Regions from separate parts of the Homo sapiens genome. Here region 2 is linked to region 1. The links are chromatin loops, found by intact Hi-C in ENCODE. Cell type or tissue: IMR-90. All regions are shown on one strand. Each heading gives the region's core, and the rest is flanking DNA. Links, peaks and the distances in the headings are about the cores only. Region 1 overlaps STK39 (serine/threonine kinase 39). Region 2 has its middle 47 kb from the start of STK39.

Region 1 (9,617 bases), core at 580-8,579:
AAACCTCTAATGAATTGTGTAAGGGTGATATCAGGTTGGTGCAAAGGTAATTGCGGTTTTAAATTAAAAGCAATGGCAATAACCACATTACCTTTGCACCAACCTGATATCATATTATTAGAGTGATAACCTTGAATCTGCTTACCTTTTAAGCAAGTCAATAAATATGTTGGCACTTTACTATTAGTAATCAGTTATTCACACACCACTACATATTGGGACACACCACCCATCTTGCTTGGGAGAGAACCTGGTACCCCAAGAGGAACCATGTAGAACCAAAGAGGTTCTTCTGACACCCTCACTCCCACCCAATCCCTTCCCCTCACCCCACATCAGGCTCCTGGTTTTCATTTCTATTTATTCCTTCTTGAAAGCAAATGGTGCTCAATGGCCTTGTTTGGCTCTATATGCCATGGGCCCCAACCATGGCATGGTGTCCAAGTCATTCACAGTCAAAAAAACATAATCCTACAGTATTTCCTGAGTCTAGGCCCTAGAGAGTCACTTATCAAATGCTCTAGTCACTTATCAAATCCATCTTCCCTATCTATTAATGAGGGAGCAGTAGTCATAACCTTCTTTGAAACATCAGAGAATGACAGTTTCACAGCCTTTTCTGACAACAAAAGAAGAAATCATAAGACAGTCCATAAAGGTAGAGTTTCATCTTTTAAAATAAAAGAAACACAAAGAAGCAAGCCTTCCCATGACTGGGGTCTCATATGTAGACTCTTGACATTGCCATCAACCAGTTTCCTTCAAATAGGCTACATCCTTTGCACCTTCTACAAGGAATCAAATCAATTCACGATAGAAAAATTGAAAGAAAAATTCAGGCCAGGGACGGTGGCTCACTCCTGTAATCCCAGCATTTTGGGAGGCCGAGGCAGTCAGATTGCAAGGTCAGGAGATCGAGACCATCCTAGCTAACACGGTGAAACCCCATCTCTACTAAAAACACAAAAAATTAGCCAGGTGTGGTGGTGGCACGTGCCTATAGTCCCAGCTACTCGTGAGGCTGACGCAGGAGAATCGCTTGAACCCAGGAGGTGGAGGTTGCAGTGAGCCGAGATCACGCCACTGCACTCCAGCCTGGGCGACAGAGTGAGACTCGGTCTCAAAAAAAAAAAAAAAAAATTCAACAGGATTCTTGGTAAAAACACAGAAGCTGCTACTCCCTCCCCAATTCCTCAGCCATTCTCTCAATCAAGACACCACAGGCTTAAAAGGGACAAAAAGAATAAGTGGTGGTCAATGCCAATTATATTTGGCTCAAAGTTCAGTTGACTGATACAGTCAATTAGCCACAGCAGTGGAGAGGACCAGTTGAACAAAATGGCAAACCACAGATAATCTGCCCATCTATGTCAGAGCTACAGAACCCTTGCCCCAAAGCAGGTGAATTTTCAGTAAGAAGTAGAGTCACTGGTCACACCTGGAGCAGCAACAGAAGGGAAGGCTGGAGCAGGAGTCCCAGCCCAGATGTGCTGAAGGTTCCAGGCCAAGAGACAGCTTTTTCAAGAGTTCACTAGTGGTCAACTTTCTATTAAATAAGATAATTACACTGAACAAAGGAAAAACACAGATAATTCCCACACCACATATCCATTCTTCCCTGGATCCCCAATGTGGGGTGGGAGGACTATTTTTAAAGATGCTCTGGTAAAAGCAGCCACAGGACAGAGGCTTGGCTTACTCTCCTCTCTACACCCAAGACAATCCTCTGATTTGAATTCTTCAAAACAGTACTGAGAATGTCTTTAAGTGACTGCAGCTAATGAAGGGTTATTTGAACATTTTGATGCAAGATAGGTCCTTGGAGAACATCTTGTCAATCTTCCTTACTTTACAACGGAAGGAACTGAGCCCCGGCGCTCCTCAACCGTCAAAAGGCATAGAGTTAAGAAGTATATTGGTGGGGTAGGGGTGAAACCTAATGGCAAGAAGCAAAAGTGAAGTCTGAGGAGATTTGAGAGTGAAGTGCTTTTATGACTTTCAGAATGACCTTAAACAAGTCCACAATTGCTCAGCAGTCCTCAGATGCTTCATCTGAAGGAACTATTGTGCTGAACTGACAGAGTTGCTGTAAGGAGAGCACCAGGTAAGTATATTATACAGGTATTATTGTTTCCCAAGCCAAAGGCAAGCTTCTAAAGTCAGCGAGGGCTCCTGGCCGGCCATATCCGCAGAGACAGGCATGAACAACTTAGATCAAATATTAATAAGTCTAAATTTCCAATGCAATATTCATATACCTGCAGGTGATCTTTTTTAAACAAATCTTCACTCAACCAGCACTACTATCAGAAGCTTCCATTAAGCCACAATAGCCCATCTGTACATGTTAAAAATATGATCCCTATGGGAGAAGATTAAAATAACACAACTCCAGTTGCTACAAGTATTTAAGGAAACAATGCACACCATTGTTTTACAAAGTTTTCAGAAGGATTAGTTGAATCTTCAAAGAATCTGCAGATTTCCAAATCTGTGATAAAAGAAAACCTCACACTGAAAACTCCTAACATTAAAGAGTCACTGAACTATTGCTCAATATTCTTTTAATCTAAATTTACTATATAGTCAGATGTTTATTAATTCATTTGACAACTATTTGCCAAGATCTTACTAAGTGCCACTTCCAGTTCTAAGTACTGGGACTGTAGACCAGAAACCCCTGCTCTCACGGAGCTGACTTTTAAGTTGGGGCAGGAGTAAGGGGGAGAGGTAAATACAGATAAAAGCAAAATTACAAAATATAATACATAGTAGTAGTTCTCAGACTTCAGCCTGCTTCAGAACCCTTAGAGGGCTTCTTAAAACACAGATTGCTGGGCCCTACCTCTAGAGTTTCCGATTCAGAAGGTCTAGGGTAGGAGAACACAAGAGTTTGCATTTTTATCAAGTTTATGCTGCTGCTGCTGCTCTAGGAGCACACCTTGAGAGAGCCACTGATAGAGAGTACGCTGATGTGTACAATAAAGAAAACAGAGCAGGGCAGGGAATACAAAATATGGGGTGGGGGGGGGTTACAATATGAGGCCTGGAAGTCTCACTGATGTGACACTTGAGCCAAGATCTGAAGGAGGTAAGGAAAAGAGTATTCCAGAAAGAAGGAACGGCCCATGCAAAGATCCCGGGGCAGCAGCATGCAAGGTAAGGAGGCCGATTTGACTGAAGAGGAAGATGTAAGAGTTGAAATCAATGACATAATGAGGGGCCAGATCTTGTAAGGCCTCACGAGCCACCTTAAGGATTTTGACTTTCACTCTGAAATGGCAAGGGGTTGGAGGGTTTTGAGGAAAGGCATAATACAAGTCAACTTAGTTTAACAGCATTAATCCAGATGCCGTGTAGAGAACAGACCACAGAGGGGCAAAGGCAGAAGAAGAGGTCCTTTTAGGAGACCACCATAATAATCCAAACAAGAACTGATGGGTCTGTGGACCAGGATGACAGCAGGGAGCTGATGAAATATGGTCAACCATAGGATTTACTAACATATTGGATAGGATGTAGGGTCCAAGAGAACGACAAGGATCGAGGAATATCAAGATTTCTGGCCCATTCAATAGAAGAATGGTTCTCCCACTAAAAGAACTGGGAAAGACTGTGAGAAGCACAGTTCAGGAGCACAGGGGTCATAGAGTTCTCTATTAAAGTTATCCACTTGTTAGAGTTGCAAGGAAATTTGAGAGCCTAAGCACATCATTTTACAGGTGATACAAACTATGGCCAGCAAAGGGTAAGGACAGTAAGTTAATGACCACTGGGGGCCTAGACTGGCTACTGTGTCCTCAAGTGTACTACATACAATCAAGTGTTAAATCATATTCCACAGAATGTAAACACAGGTTAACACTATTTAAATGTCCTAAAAATCTGTAATCAACATATGATACATGCAGTAACTTATAAGATGTTATTGACCAAAACCTATTTACAATACATATTTAAAATTTATCCCCATTACAACCTATTCAACTAGTCCTAATGTGGATAACTTAAGTTACCCAGGTATAGGCATTCCCTTCACACTTAACACATTTTTTAAATTTATATAGTTGACTGTTTAATGTGTCACCTAAACTCCATGACAGTAGACACAATGTCTCCATTGCTTACCACTGTGTCAGCTGAGAGGACTGTGCCTAGAACATAGCAAATGCTCAATAAATACCTGTCAACTAACCACTGAGGATACACTGAAACCAAACATCTAATGTTTACCTTTTCTCCCACAGAAGGAGCAGGCTATACAAATGGAGGTTCTGGGAAAAAGAAAAATAAACGAAAAAATAAGCAAAGGACCGAATTGCTCTGCTTTCAAGTCTAAAAACTCTTATTTTAGGCAGACCTCCATAGTATTTGGTAATATGTGAAATTTAATTTAATAATGAATTGCAGGCCCTTACAGGAAGGAAAAAAGAGAGGGAAGGAGGGAGACTGAGTCCCATCTGCCTCATGCCCCCCTAGACACTCTTCTGTGAAGCTCAACCCTGTCCCCCCTGCAGCTAAACGTGCAGAGCTGAGCAAAAATTCCAGCAGGAGAGTAGAGCAAAGTGGTTCTCCTCCACCGGGTTCACCCAGTAACATTTCCTTAAGCTGTTGCTCAAACAACTGCTAGCAGCTGTTAAAGCATGAGAAGCTGCTTACAATCTCCCCAAGTATTTCTCACTGATGGTGTGCAGCTGGAATGAAAAACTCAGTTTCCAGAACTGAGTACATTCTTGGTTCATTCTAGAGCTCTTATCAAATGTTACCATTTGTCGAGATACCAAAAATCAGGGAGCCACATTAATTTACTGTCCTTATTCACTTATGCCAAAAAAAAATTCATGTATGAGAATTTTGTCGTAATTCATCAAACCATAATTCACATAGTTATAAACTGTTCCTGAAACTCAAAACAAATATTTCGGTTCACTATAAAGCACTTGCACCCCCCCCACCCCAACAGATTTTAATTTTCATGTGTATTCTATTTTCTGAGTATAACCAGTTGCCTCTTCATTCATGTTCTCTGCTTCACTCTTCCTTAACTTTAGCCTCATGGCTTGCAGGCTAGGGCAGTGCTTGTCCAAAATCAGAAGTGATATTCCCCATTAAAAACTATTTTCAGCCTTTAAAATATGCAGTAGTATACATACCTAAATATTTAAAATATTTCTGCCTCCCTCCCTGCTAAGCTGATATATTCTTACTCATTTCAACTCTCAGCTATGCCTTACATCTGTTCTCTTTGCCACCAACAGGCACATGTACTTGCATAACCTGCTGCTGAGACAGGGTGTCTCCCGTGCCTCTAGGCAGAGTGCACTGACCCAAAGTTCAGGAACACCTGCCATGTATCAGGTACCATCTGGGAATGCTGCGATGAACAACACAGTTTCTCCCTCTGGGAAGTATCCAGTCTGAAGGGAAGATGGGAAAGTAAAGGCCCAATGTCAGTGCTGTGTCATAGGCTAGCTAGAGTATGGCCAGAACCCTTGCAAACCACCAGGGTGAGGGGCTTAACCTGGTGCAGGTGGGCATGGTGGAGGAAATGATCATGAAAGGTTTCTCAAGGAAAGAATTCTTCATGAATAAGTCATGAAAAGAAGTTACTCAGGTAAGAAAGGGGAACCCTGAACAAGAAGCTATAAGCATTTCAAGTCACAGCAGAAAGCACTTGCAGACATGACCAGAAAAACAGGCAGGTCCCTCATCTGCCATTAGTAGGAAGCTGGAGCTTTATTCCATCAACAATGCTTTATTCCATCAACAATGCTTATAAACTTTATGCAAGAGGAAGATACAGTCAGATCTACACTGCAGATTCTTCACTCTGGTGATATTGAGGAAACTGATGGGAAAAAGAAAAGAGCAAAATAACACGGCAGGAGGTCAGATGGAGTGCCTAAGGCCTCGCACCTCCCTAGCCACCGTGAGCTTACCACACCCTAAGTAATTAGAGGACACCATCCCAATTTCAATACGAAAGCAATGAGTTAGCAAATTCTAAAATAAAATGTGTTTTAACTCCTTTAATGCCGCAGTATATTCTCATTACACAAACGTGCAAAATGAGGCACAGAGAAGCTAAAGCTATAACTTGGTTACACAGCTAGAAGGAGCAATGCCAGGACTGAACTATGGCTGTCTGGTGTCAGAGCCCATGCTCTGGGCCAAGGTGCTCATAAATGTGATGACATCATTTCCTGATTGGATGCCTCCGGGGCTTTCAGCGCTTTCCCACACTAATCAGAAGCTGACTCCAGCGCTGCTCGGGTGCCTTGCTCAAAGCAGCAGCCTCTCTTCCCTACAACACAAAAAATAACTCTTAAACCCCTACCCTCCCCATCAAAGTGCACTTTATGAGGGCCAAAGGCCACAGAAGGAAAATGAAAGAACCTAGCAGCTATGGGTGTAAAAACTCAACCACCTTGCCCATCTTCCTCTAGCTCCTTAATGGATAACGCCTAAGTGACAGAAGCAAGTTAAGTTTCATTGCATGTTTTCCTAGCACTTTTAGTCATGGGGTTTTCAGTGTTCAAGATGCAGATTTAAAATGAAGATGTATTCAAGGCTGATAAGGATATTATCTCCCTCCCAGTAAATAAGAGATGCTACCCAAAGTTCTACCAATGTACCTTGGACAGTGAAAAACCCAGGGCATAAGCTTGATTTGAATGGATGCACATACGTGAGGCATTTTGATGGTAACTTTCTAGAGTTCCAGGCTGCTTTCGCTCAGTACCAGTTTTTATTTCTGTTATGTAAAACCAGGGAAGGGAAATTCACATTCACACACATAAGCACTGTCTTTGTGTATTGGGCCTACTATAACAAAATACCTTAGACTGGGTGACTTAAAAACAACAAAATCTTATTTATCACAGTTCTGCAGGCTGGGAAGTCCAAGATTATGGCATCGGCAGATTCACTATCTAGTAAGGACCCGCCTTCTTGTTTATAGATGGTGCCTTCTGTTCGTGTCCTCACATGGTAGAAGGGCACGGCAGCTCTCTGGGGCCTCTTTATAAAGGCACTGGCCCTACTCATGAGGGTTTAGGCCTCATGATCTTATTACCTCCCAAAGGCCCCACCTCCTAACACCATCACATTGGTAATTAGGGTTCAACATATGAATTTGGAGGGCACACAAAATTCAAACCACAGCACACACACACCTAAAAGGCAAACGTAAGTGAAAATGAGCATGAGATCTACCTTACATAATGTAGTAGTAAGCTTCTACAAAGTTCTTTATAAATCAAAGGTGTTGAAATCAACATTTTTATAGAACATCAAGAGTAGCCACTATTTTTTTTAAATCTTAGATTAAAAAGATTAGCAGAAACCACCTCAAAGTGATCTGTTTCATATGAATTTCTGTTTGCTCAAAATAGTGTCTCTCATTAATTCTGGACAAACAGGCTTAGTCATTTGCCAAAGCACTAAGCTCTTCCTGACAATATGACAGGGCATCAAATTGGAAGATAAAATGCTATGCCGTGGGAAGAACATGACTTTCGAGTAGCCACTCCCCCTTCTATCACACAGTGCAGCAAAACCTATTACATTTTCCAAGGCATCCAAGTTGATTATCAGGAAGTTACACACACTGGACCTCTAAGCATAGAAGGTACAGTAAGAAGGAAAGCATTTTCTCTTAAACCCTGAGTAGGCTGTCCTCAGGTTCTAATTCACTACATCAAACCTGAAGTTTTCCAGTCTGAAAAGAGTGTGGTGTCATTATTGAGCTTAATTCTATACCAAATGACGCTTAGATGGCTGCTTCTCCTATGCCCTGAAACCTTACCAGGGACACCCTTGTGTTTCAGCCTGAAGGAGCAAGGAGGAAGAAGGTGCTGAATATGTTCCCTGGCCCAAAGGGGAATCGATTTATGCAGAGACACAGAAGAGCTAGTGATCGCTGGGGTATATTCCATCTGAAAGTGAGGTCATTTAAATCCAGATTTAAGGTCCTCCTCCTGGAAATCCCATAGATGTGAGTTGACAGTTTCTAGAGTCAGACTGTCCAAACCCAAAGCATGGCTACACCGCTTATTCTACGTGTGACCTGGGCAACTGACTTCCCCACTGTAATTTAGTTTCTCCTATGTAAAATGGATGCAATAGTACCTTCCTCATGGAGTTGTGCTGAGGACTGAATGAGACTCAAAGCATTCAGAATCCAAAACCTAGCCTGACACACAGGAAGCACTCAAGACACATTAGTTCCTGATTTTATACCCACGTTCAATAGAAATGTACATTCTTCCCAGAGAATTTGGACTGTGTTCAACAGAACCAGGCTCATTATCCTATCCACCACACTTCTAGCTGCATAATAAAGTGAGGGTTTCTCATGGTCTAAATCAGGCCCTTTAATCTTCTGTTTTCTGATAAAAAGTTCTGAAAAAGGGAATTTATACATATGTAAAAGTGAGTGTTTCCCCTAAAAAAAAACAAAAATCATTATGTTTTCTATTAGGATAGCAAAAATGCCCTTTCTTAAAAACAGTGCACACAATAATATTCTCAAGGTGGGCAATGTATATTACACTCAAAGAAATAAATGCAAACTTAACTTCTCCCCTGCTTAACTTTTATTTCAAACTACAGGGCCTCAGAGGCATAAAGATACAAAGGGGAAAGAGCAAAAACAGACTGGGTAAAAACAATGTATTATTTGTCCAGGTAGCAACAAAAAGGGACCGTCTCACCCCTGCCGTTGCTGAGTCTCCACATTCCACTCTTCCCCCCGATCTCGCCTGTTTCACCCACCGACAAGGATGCCAGTAAAAGACCCAGAGACTCCTGGTCCTCATTTTTGTTCAGGCAGCAACCAAGTACCTGACCAAGAAAGTCAATCTCCTATAAAATGAGGACAGCAGTAACATCTACCTTTCCAAGGAGACATTAAAAATGCTTTAAGGCAATAACCTTATATTATAGTGAACACTTTAAAAATTCAAACTTTAAATACTGTATTAGTTGGATGTTATGATCAGGTCAGAGAATATGGGAGAAATTAAATGTGAATTCTAGAAAGCGACAGTTCCAGAGATGCAGAAGCTGTACATTTAGGTGCCTGTCAAGCAGCCACCATACATCTGGGAAATGGCCATTCCAGTTTGTGTTATTACACAAGCATGAAGTCGCATACTCAAAAAGATACCAAGGAAGTCCCGGATGGCTGGAACACAAAGTCCTCAGCACATGCCAGGCATAGAAAAGGCACAGCCCTCTCTACACATCAATTCACTTAATTCCCACACCTACCCTGTGCAGGGGCTTCCTGCCTGAGCCCTTCTGAACTCAGCAGCCCGCACAGTGCAGGCACGTACTGGGTCACAACAGACTCCTCGGCAGTGAGGAAAAACCCAAAGGCCTGTGATGGAAGGAAAAAGCCAGGAAATCTTACCTCGGGGATTCTTACTGGGAAAAAGAAAAGGACAATGTGTTCCAGAAGGCTCAGGGAGAGGCTCGGATCATTAATCTGACAAGAATAATGGGATGAGATGACTGGCAGAGGACCAAGTAACAGAATAAGGCAGGGGCTGACCAGCCTTCACATTTCAAAGGCAGTTCACTGCTATTTTGACCCTTTTAGTGAGAAATCATCA
Region 2 (9,617 bases), core at 809-8,808, 140 kb after region 1:
GTAGGATCACCTTGTTTAAAAATTTGAGTTTCAGACCACACACGGCGGCTCACGTCTATATTCCCAGCACTTTGGGAGGCCAAGGTGGGTCGATCACCTGAGGTCAGGAGTTTGAGACTAGCCTGGCCAACATAGTGAAACCCCGTCTCTACTAAAAATACAAAAATTAGCTGGGTGTGGTGGCCCACGCCTGTAGTCCCAGCTACTCAGGAGGCTGAGGTAGGAGAATCACTTGAACCTGGGAGGCAGAGGTTGCAGGGAGCCAAGATCATGCCACTGCACTCCAGCCAAGGTGACAAAGCAAGACTCTGTCTCAAAAAAAAAAAAAAAAAAAATTGAGTTTCAATTATTATTACACAATTTAGGCATCTCAGCTTCTCTTTATGACCTGCATGTTTCTAAAAGTCATACCTTTAAATTAGAATGCTATTTCTGTTAAATGACTATCATGTTTGTGAAAAAGCTTATTTAAAAATTCATTGGAAATTTACAAATGAAATAGTGAAGTGGCTTATGGCATTCTTGTTCCCTCACGTGAAAGAGTCAGAGAATGTGCGTCATCACACAACTACCATAAAAACGGGCTATGCTGGGTTATAAAACAATGTTGTCAACACTTTAAGCCAGGTTTGCATGTCAGAGTGTCTGTCAGTTGAAAATCCTATAAACATTTTTCATAGAGAATTAGTTCTAAGGACATCTCTGTTAAAATATTTCTCTTCTTATTTGTTCACTTTATTTTCTTTATCGTCGCGATTCCTTATTTAAGGACAGGTGACAGGACTTCATGAAGACCTGTTAATAGAATATTATCTTGGTATATGGGGAAGAATATATGATATTTGGAATAGAGGGTGTCTGTGAAGAGTAACGTTAGAATTTGGTTTAAAGAGTTTAAGGAGATGCACCCTTTTGAATTTCTAAATTCGAATTCCTCAGTCTCTTGGGTACTCTGTGAAGCTAATTTATTATGAACGATGGACAGAGCTCCCATTTCCGGGTGCCCTCTTCACGGCAGTGACCAGGGAAGAACATAAATGGTCGGACAGTGCTGCTAAGATGAGGTCGCAGCACAAAAAGTCCCATTCCTCAGGCTGGCTCAACTCCAGCAATAGAGATGAGTCCCAGGGGTTCCTGCATGGTCCCCAGCCAGTAAGCTTTTGCCAGGACTTTCCTAAAGATGCTGTGAGATTTTTTGACACTGAGTAAATAATAAAGAGTAAAGAAATAACTTATTAAATAAAGATGATTGCATTCCTATTACAGGCCTCATGTTAAATCGGAATTGGAGAAAACCCTGTTGGCAGATAGAAAACTTTAAAATCTATTTCATTCCTGTTTTCCCTTTTCCTTTTCTTTTCTTTTTTTTTTTTTTTTTTTTTTTTTTGAGACAGAGTCTCGCTCTGTCACCCAGGCTGGAGTGCAGTGGCGCGATCTCTGTTCACTGCAAGCTCCTCCTCCTGGGTTCATGCCATTCTCCTGCCTCAGCCTCCCAAGTAGCTGGGACTACAGGCACCTGCCACCAAACCCGGCTAATTTTTTTGTATTTTTAGTACAGACAGTGTTTCACCATGTCAGCCAGGATGGTCTCGATCTCTTGACCTCGTGATCCGCCCACCTCGGCCTCCCAAAGTGCTGGGATTACAGGCGTGAGCCACCGTGCCCGGCCCTCTTTTTCTTTGTCCTAACTACAGATTTGCAGAATCCCTGAGAGACTGTAACTACCTATGGCTCTTCTCCCCCTATTAATATTTTTTTAATCTAAAACCAGGGAACCATGAGATATTTGAAGTGGTTGGAGTGACCTCATTGACAGAAGTGTGCATCCCTGAGTTCCATAAAAATGCTTAGAGCCCCCCAAAAATCAGTCATCACCAGCCTTCCCCTCCCTCTATTATTCGTTATGAGATTTAGGGTGATAAGCTGACTGGTTTCAGAAGGAGCCTGAAGAAAATATGGTGCTATTTGGTAGGTACTCATCTATAACGTTGTTACAGAAGCTTTCACTTTTGAGTCAGGCTTGGTGTGCTCTTTGGGTCGATAACATTTCAACAACCTTGTATGAGTGCAAGAAATGCCCAGCATCTCTTTCCAGGGTCTCTGAAAGATCATGACCTCAGAGCAAGGGACCATGATGTTGGTAATATCTTTAGTGGCTTAACCAAAATTTGTATATTTAATCTTTAATAATTGGGACGCTATGTGTTCATATACATTCTATGAAATGTCTTATTATTAAGAAACATCTGTCATATTAATTCCAAATAGAAGCAATCTAAATGTAAAATGTGATAAATACTAGCTTTTATATCTAAACTTCCATAAGTAAAACTTACTGTTCTTTTGGAGGTGAGAATTATAGTATTGGCATATTGGTAGCTTTTAAATCAGGATTTTAGTGTATGTCACTGTTTTTTATTATTATTTTTATTATACTTTAAGTTCTGGGATACATGCACAGAACGTACAGGTTTGCTACATAGGTATACATGTGCCATGGTGGTTTGCTGCACCCATCAACCCATCATTTACATTAGGTATTTCTCCTAATGCTATCCCTCCCCTTGCCCCCCTCTTCCCAACAGGCCCCGGTGTGTGATGTTCCCCTTCCTGTGTCCATGTGTTCTCATTGTTCAACTCCCACTTATGAGTGAGAACCTGCAGTGTTTGGTTTTCTGTTCTTGTGTTAGTTTGCTGAGAATGATGGTTTCCAGCTTCATCCGTGTCCCTGCAAAGGACATGATCTCATTCTTTTTTATGGCTGCATAGTATTCCATGGTGTGTATGTGCCACATTTTCTTCATCCAGTCTATCATTGATGGGCATTTGGGTTGGTTCCAAGTTTTTGCTGTTATGAATAACTGTAATAAACAGATGTGTGCATGTGTCTTTATAGCAGAATGACTTATAATCCTTTGGGTATATGCCTAGTAATGGGATTGCTGGGTCAAATGGTATTTCTGGTTCTAGATCCTTAAGGAATTGCCACACTGTCTTCCACAATGGTTGAACTAATTTACACTCCCACCGACATGTCACTGTTATTTTTATCAACTCAGTGCTACGATTATGCACCGTATCCCTTCTACATTTAAGGCAGTTTGTTTCATGGTGAGATTGCTGTTTTGATCCTTGGTATCATCCTTAACCCAAACAGAAGTGACTTCTGAGTGTTCTGTTGTTTTCAATTTTCTGATTAACAGAAAAATACCATATGAGTATTATCTTTGGCTTTTACTTCTATGCATTCACGTGTTTAGTTAACTTGTTATGCTTTAATGGCAGGACATCAGAGAGTTTCACATGTGCATTGACATAAGTATTGCATTTCATATTAAGAAGCCAAGTTCAATAAATACAAATTAAGTTTCAGTGGATTCAACTTCATTTTCGGATTGAAAAATAAACGAATAGTCTGTGAGAAAAGAGGTAACTACAGTTCAAAAGATTAGAAAAAATATGTTCTATGTTAAAACATTTCTGGAGATGATTTTAATTATCTCTGTGAGTTCCTTTTGACCTCCAGAATCTTGTCTTCAGGGACATAAACATTTCCTGCCAATGCGCAGTACTATGGATGTGGAAGGTATAGCTGTCTTTTTAGGTCTTTGTTGTTTCTCAGTTACTTATAAATAATTTTCTGGTATCTTTCACCTAAAATGAAGGTTCTAAAAATCTGTCACATTGATAAGGCCTGAAATGTCCTGATTTTTTTCAATAAAATTATACCAGCTTGTCTACTTGTTGCTTGTTTCTTTTTCATGAAATTAGAAGAAATAAGATATAGACAACTTACAATCTGCTATTTAGCCTTTTGGATGTGTGTAGATGTTTCATTTAATTGTGTGTTATATTAAGACACTTTACTAAATTTTCTCTTTGCATTTCCTTTTCAATTCACTCTGCTTATAAATCCAAGTTATTTATTATATAAGGCCTCAAATATCCTAAAAGCAAACAAAAATATTAAAAAAATGTGGTATCACTTTATTATCATTTCTTATAGGATTATTTGCCTTTTATCATTATTAAGAAATATGAGTTCTTATTTTTTTAAGTAATTACATCATTCATTCTAAAATGGCATCCCTTTTGTTTGCATAACAAACTATCTCAAAATTTCATGGCTTAAGACAAAAACTGTTTCATTACATCTTGTGATTTTGGGGGTCACAAACTTGGGCAGTTTGGCTGGGTGATTCTTCTGTTCCACATGGTGTCAATGAAGGTCATTCAGTGGTGTTGAGTTGATGGTCCGAGGGTCCTAGACTGCTTCACTTATATAACTGGTGTCTTGGCTCAGCTGGAACTGTTGACCGGAGTACCTATGTGTGGCCTTACCAACGCCTCAGCATAGTTGGTCTTTACTCATGGCTGCTCTGAGAGCAAGTGTTCCATTGATCAAGACAGAAGCTCTGAGATTTCATGAGATGGCAATGGAAGTAACACAGCCTCACATCTGACCTCTATTGGTTGAAGCAGTTACAAGCTCATTCAGATTCAAGTGGAGGGGACACAGATGCCATTACTCCATAGAAGGGCTGTCCGATAATTTGCATTCATGTTTTGAAATGGCCAAACCATTCCCTCTAATGTCTAAAATATTTTTTCTCTTCCACATAGACTCCTAGAAATGGTGCAGTTCTATGAAATCGTTTGGCTTTAAATTCACTTATGGTGGAGTTTTTAATTTCATGACATATATATTTTCCCCTAGTATTTCTTGCCTGAAAGAAGAGTGCCAGTATCTGTGTTTATAACATATAAAGCTGGAAATAATAAGAACTCTCTTCAGAGGGAAGTAATTCATCCAATAGTGGACTTTATGTTCTATTTCCATGATAAAATACAGATTTCCTTTAAAAGCCAAAAAATATAAAAATATAATTCCAGCTTATTAAAAGTAATAGCCTAAGAAAAGCATAGAAGTAGAATATCCTCACAGTCCTGGTTTTTAATTTTATTGCAAATATAAATATTGTCTACTTGAAAACATTTCGTCTCAGCATCTCTCTACAAATAACCAAGCAAGCATTGATTGACAGATTAGGCTTACTAATATTGCCTTCCCTTTTCCTAAGTGAGCTGTTCTACTTACATTTTTGACAGTTGAAAATGACTGCTTGCCAACATTGTCAATGATATGTTGAGTAAGAAATTGTGTTCTTCTATATCATTTTCTAACCTCCCATTTTTCTTTTCTTTTTCTCTTCACATTCGTTGTTCTTATTGAGATGAAATGATCACAAATGGTTAGAAATTGTCTGTTTTCCCTTGATCAGGTCCATTTATCCTGTGCTTAGTTTTTCTAAATGTATTTTTTTAAGAACATAAAAGATGGTATGACTCTGCTTGCCAGTCCCCACAATGACACTGTCCTTTCCTATCTAATCAGCTCTGCCACTGACAATCCCACCCATTCCACAGAGCCTGAGCCCCATCACCCTTACTCTATTTGGAAGAAGAGCCATAGAACATCATCACAACATTCTGGCAACAGAGAACCAGGTGGCCCTCTGGGACATGATGCAGGATTCCAAATGCTGAATTATAGCAGAGTATTGTGGTAGAGTGAACCCTGAACTGGAATCCAGGATGCTTGGCTTATCATCCTGAGAAAATACCTGAAGATAATATTACTCCTTTGTCTCAATCCCTGTGGTTCATGGGGGACTGGAGTCATCCATCTCTTAGATCCAGAGTTAGGCCCTGGCTTGGCTAAGCAGCATATCTCATGCCCCTGGCACAGTTCAAGGGTAAGCATATTCCCAGTAAATATAATAAAAATTAGACTTTGGACTTTTGCTACAACTACATAAAAAGAAGTAATTTCTCTCTACTGAGATTGTTAAACAAAATATAAATCTTGAGCTTCTGGTGGCCATATTTGCCATCACTAAAGAAAACCTGCTATGAATGAAGTCAATCAGAAGAAGGCAGAGGTAACAAAAAGATACATTATTCATTTAATTGAGCACTGCCTGAATTCAGAACTACTCCCTTGACTTTTCAGTTGTAGTCTATACTTGTACACTTTGATTCCATTTGTAAGTAATTCTTAAACAGGCAAAACTCACTCATAGTGATAGGAATTAGATCAGTGTTTGCCAGAAGTAGTGAGAGGTTATTTACAGGAAAGATGTACAGCACGATTTTATAAAAAAACAGTTGACTGCATACATATAAGTCTGATTCTGGACTCTCTATTCCATCCAAAGGATCTATATATCTATCCTTACATCAATACTATACTATCTTGATTACTGTAGCTCTAAAATGTCTTGAAATCACATAGCATAAGTCCTATATCAGTTCTTTTGAAAATTATTTTGGCAATTCTAGGTGCTTTGGATTTCTGTAAAAATTTTAGAATCACCTTGTCAATTTGGAGAGAATTGACTTTTTTTTTTTTTTTTTTTTTTTTTTTGAGATGAAGTCTTGCTCTGTTACCCAGGCTGGAGTGCAGTGGCATAATCTCGGCTCACTGCAACCTCTGCCTCCCGGGTTCAAGCAATTCTTGTGCCTCAGCCTCCCAAGTAGCTGGGATTACAGGCATGCACCACCATACCTGGCTAATTTTTGTAATTTTAATGGAGACAGGGTTTCATCATGTTGGCCATGCTGGTCTTGAACTCCTGGCCTCAAGTGATACACCTGCCTTGGCTTCCCAAAGTGCTGAGATTATAGGCAGGAGCCACTGTGCCCAGCCTGAAGACAATTGACATCCTAGCAATATTGAGTCTTCCAATCCATAACCCATAGTATTACCTCCCCATTTATTTAGTCTTTAGTTTCTTTTGGCAATATTTTGTAGTTTTCAGTACACTGATCTTGCACATATTTTTAGTAAATGCACTCCAATTATTTTAGGGTTTTGATGCTACTGTAAATGATACCTTGTAAAATTTCAAATTTCAGGTATTTGTTGCTAGTATATAGAAATACAGTTGATTTTCTTATATTGATATTGTCCTGCAACAATGCTGATTTCATTTATTAATGCTGTCTGTGATAAAGATACTCTTCTTTCTTTTAATATGTATGTTTTTAAATTTTTCTTGGCTTCAGTACAACATTGAATAGAAATAGTGAGGACAGATATATTTGCCTTGTTCTTGATCCTAGGAGGAAAGTGTTCAGTATTTCGCCATTAATTATGTTGTTAGCTGTAGAGTTTTCAGATAACTTTTATTAAATTGAGGAAAATTCCTTTTATTCCTGGTTTGCAAAGAATTTTTGGGTTTTGTTGTTGTTGTTTTATCATGTTTTGTTTTATTTTATCATAAATGGGTATTGAATTTTATCAAGTACCTTTCCTGGATATGTTGAAATAAACATATAGTTTTTCTCCTTTATGTGTCAATATGGTGACTTATATTGGTTTTTTAACATGTCTAAATACTAAATTATATATTTTATTACATATTTAATAATCCTCCATTATATATTTTCTTAAAGCAAGGACATTATAACTATAGTACAGTTACCAAAATTAGGAAACTAATATTGATAATAACATGTAACTTACATGCCTTAGTAAATTTCTGTGTTGTCCTTTTCAGTGTCTGCGTTTCAATCCAAGATTACATTTTGTATTGATTTATGTCTTCTTAGTCTCCTTTAACCTCTAATAGTTCTATAGTCTTTGTTTTTTTGTCTTTGACACTTTCAAAGTGTATTGAGCATTATTAGTCATTTTTTAAAATGTCTCTCAATTTGGATTTGTCTGATGTTTCCTCATGATTTGATCAGTAAGCATTTTTGGCAGAATGTCAAAGAAGGAATGTTATGTCCGTCTCAGTCATTGTTTCAGGAGGCACAAGATATCAATTTGTCCTATTAATGGTGATACCCCTGATCACTGCTAGGTTTCTCCACTCTAAATTTCTGGCTTCCCCTATGTGATTAATTTGTGTCTTATAGGAAAGGTACTCTGAGACTCTGTAAATATCCTGTTTCTCACCATGCTTTTGCCCACAAATTTTATCATCCATTGATAATTATTGCCTGAAAAAATTATTACTGTGATGGCTGTCAATTGATTATTTTCTAATTCCACTATTCCTTCTACATTTATTACAGTATTTGGTATTCTACCATAAGAGAGAGCTTTCCCTTCTTTCTTGTTTTATTTTAATTCATACACACATATATCGAATACAATATCTTATTTGGGTAGTTTCCATTGCCCTGTCTTCAAGTTCACTTATTCTTTTCTTTTTTTGCAGCATCCAATATATAATAGTAAATCCATCTGGTGAGTTTTTCATTTTGGATATTTTAACTTTCAACTTTAGAAATTTGACTAGGCGAATTTTTATAGTGTCCATGTCTTTCCTCATCCTATACATGCATTTCTTAAATTTTGAATTATGTTAATTCTACTGATTTGAAGTCACTTTCTATTCATTTCATTGTCTCTGTTACTTCTGGGTCTGATTCTATTCACTGATTTTCTCCTGGTTATGGGTCACATTTTCCTGCTTCCTTACAGTTCCCAGTAAGTTTTTATCTTATGCCTTCTATTATGAATGTCATCTTATTGAGTGTAAGAATTTTCTCTTTGTTTGAAGGTTAGGTTTTCATCCTTATGAATAGTTAATTTATTGCAGAGTCTCTTGATCTTTTTTTTTTTTTTTTAAGAGACAGGGTCTCACTATGTTGCCCACACTAGACTTGAACTCCTGAGCTCAAGTAGTCAACCTGCCACAGCCTCCTGATCTCTTGATCCTTTTTTTTTGTTCTTGTTTTTGTTTTGAGATGGAGTCGCACTCTGTCACCCAGGCTGGAGTGCAATGGCGTGATCTCGGCTCACTGCCACCTCCGCCTCCCAGGTTAAAGCAGTTGTCCCTGCCTCAGCCTCCCGAGTAGCTGTAATTACAGGCGCCCGCCAACACACCCAGCTAATTTTTTTCTATTATTTAGTAGAGACAGGGTTCCACCATGTTGGCCAGGCTGGTCTTGAACTCCTGACCTCAGGTGATCCGCCCACCTTGGCCTCCCAAAGTGCTGGGATTACAGGCGTGAGCCACCGTGCCCTGCCCTTCTTGATCCTTTTGAGGTCTGTTTTAAAGCTTTAGTAGGGCAAGTGTATAGTAACCTATACTATAGAGGTTATTTCCCCTGGTCTTAAAGCAAGGCCTTCCTGGAGTCTCTGCTAAATGTCCAGTTGTTCAAGGAGGTCTCTCCAGTCTGGCTCAAGCACAGATCTTGAATGTCTTTCAGTCCTGTGGAAACTTTAGTGGTTTTTCAATTTAAAGTTCCCCGGTAGTTCTCTTTGCCTGGCCTCAGTGAGTCTCACTCTGTGCATGCACACATTAATGTTCAGCCAAGATTCAAAGGGACTGCTCTGAAGCTTTCTGGAGATTTTATTCTGTGTAGTTGCATGCCACAAATTCCTGCCACTTCAGCCTCCCTAAAATCTGTCTTTTTAGCTCAGTGAGACCCTGTGCTTTGCTTCAGTTTGCACTCTCTGTAAGAGGGCCTGGAGGGTGCCTCTACGTGACAAATCTAGGTAATGTAGGATTTACCTTGCTTGTTTTCCTTCTTTCAGGGATACTGGTCCTGTGCTGCCTGCAGTCCGGTATCTGAAGACAGTTGTTTCAGATCCTTCCCCC

Evidence for each region. Hi-C counts contacts between places; a loop is a spot of excess contacts. Peaks named below come from ENCODE experiments on the same cell type or tissue, not always from the same donor. Only the 100,000 strongest peaks of a DNase experiment are listed, where the experiment ranks them.
Region 2: a loop joins it to region 1, with 11 times the contacts of the local background. A loop is called at or near these places in 4 of 110 quality-filtered maps.

The regions. Positions count from the first base shown.
Region 1 is chr2:168,150,617-168,160,233 of GRCh38, forward strand. The region is part of intron 5 of STK39 (serine/threonine kinase 39); the gene reads right to left. Among named protein-coding and RNA genes, the nearest start is that of STK39, 92 kb to the right of the region's middle. In IMR-90, for the core only: no CTCF peak of the experiment used is centred there; a DNase peak (open chromatin) is centred at 4,635; H3K27ac peaks cover 557 bases.
Region 2 is chr2:168,289,506-168,299,122 of GRCh38, forward strand. No RefSeq gene overlaps it. Among named protein-coding and RNA genes, the nearest start is that of STK39, 47 kb to the left of the region's middle. In IMR-90, for the core only: a CTCF peak has its summit at 4,482; no DNase peak of the experiment used is centred there.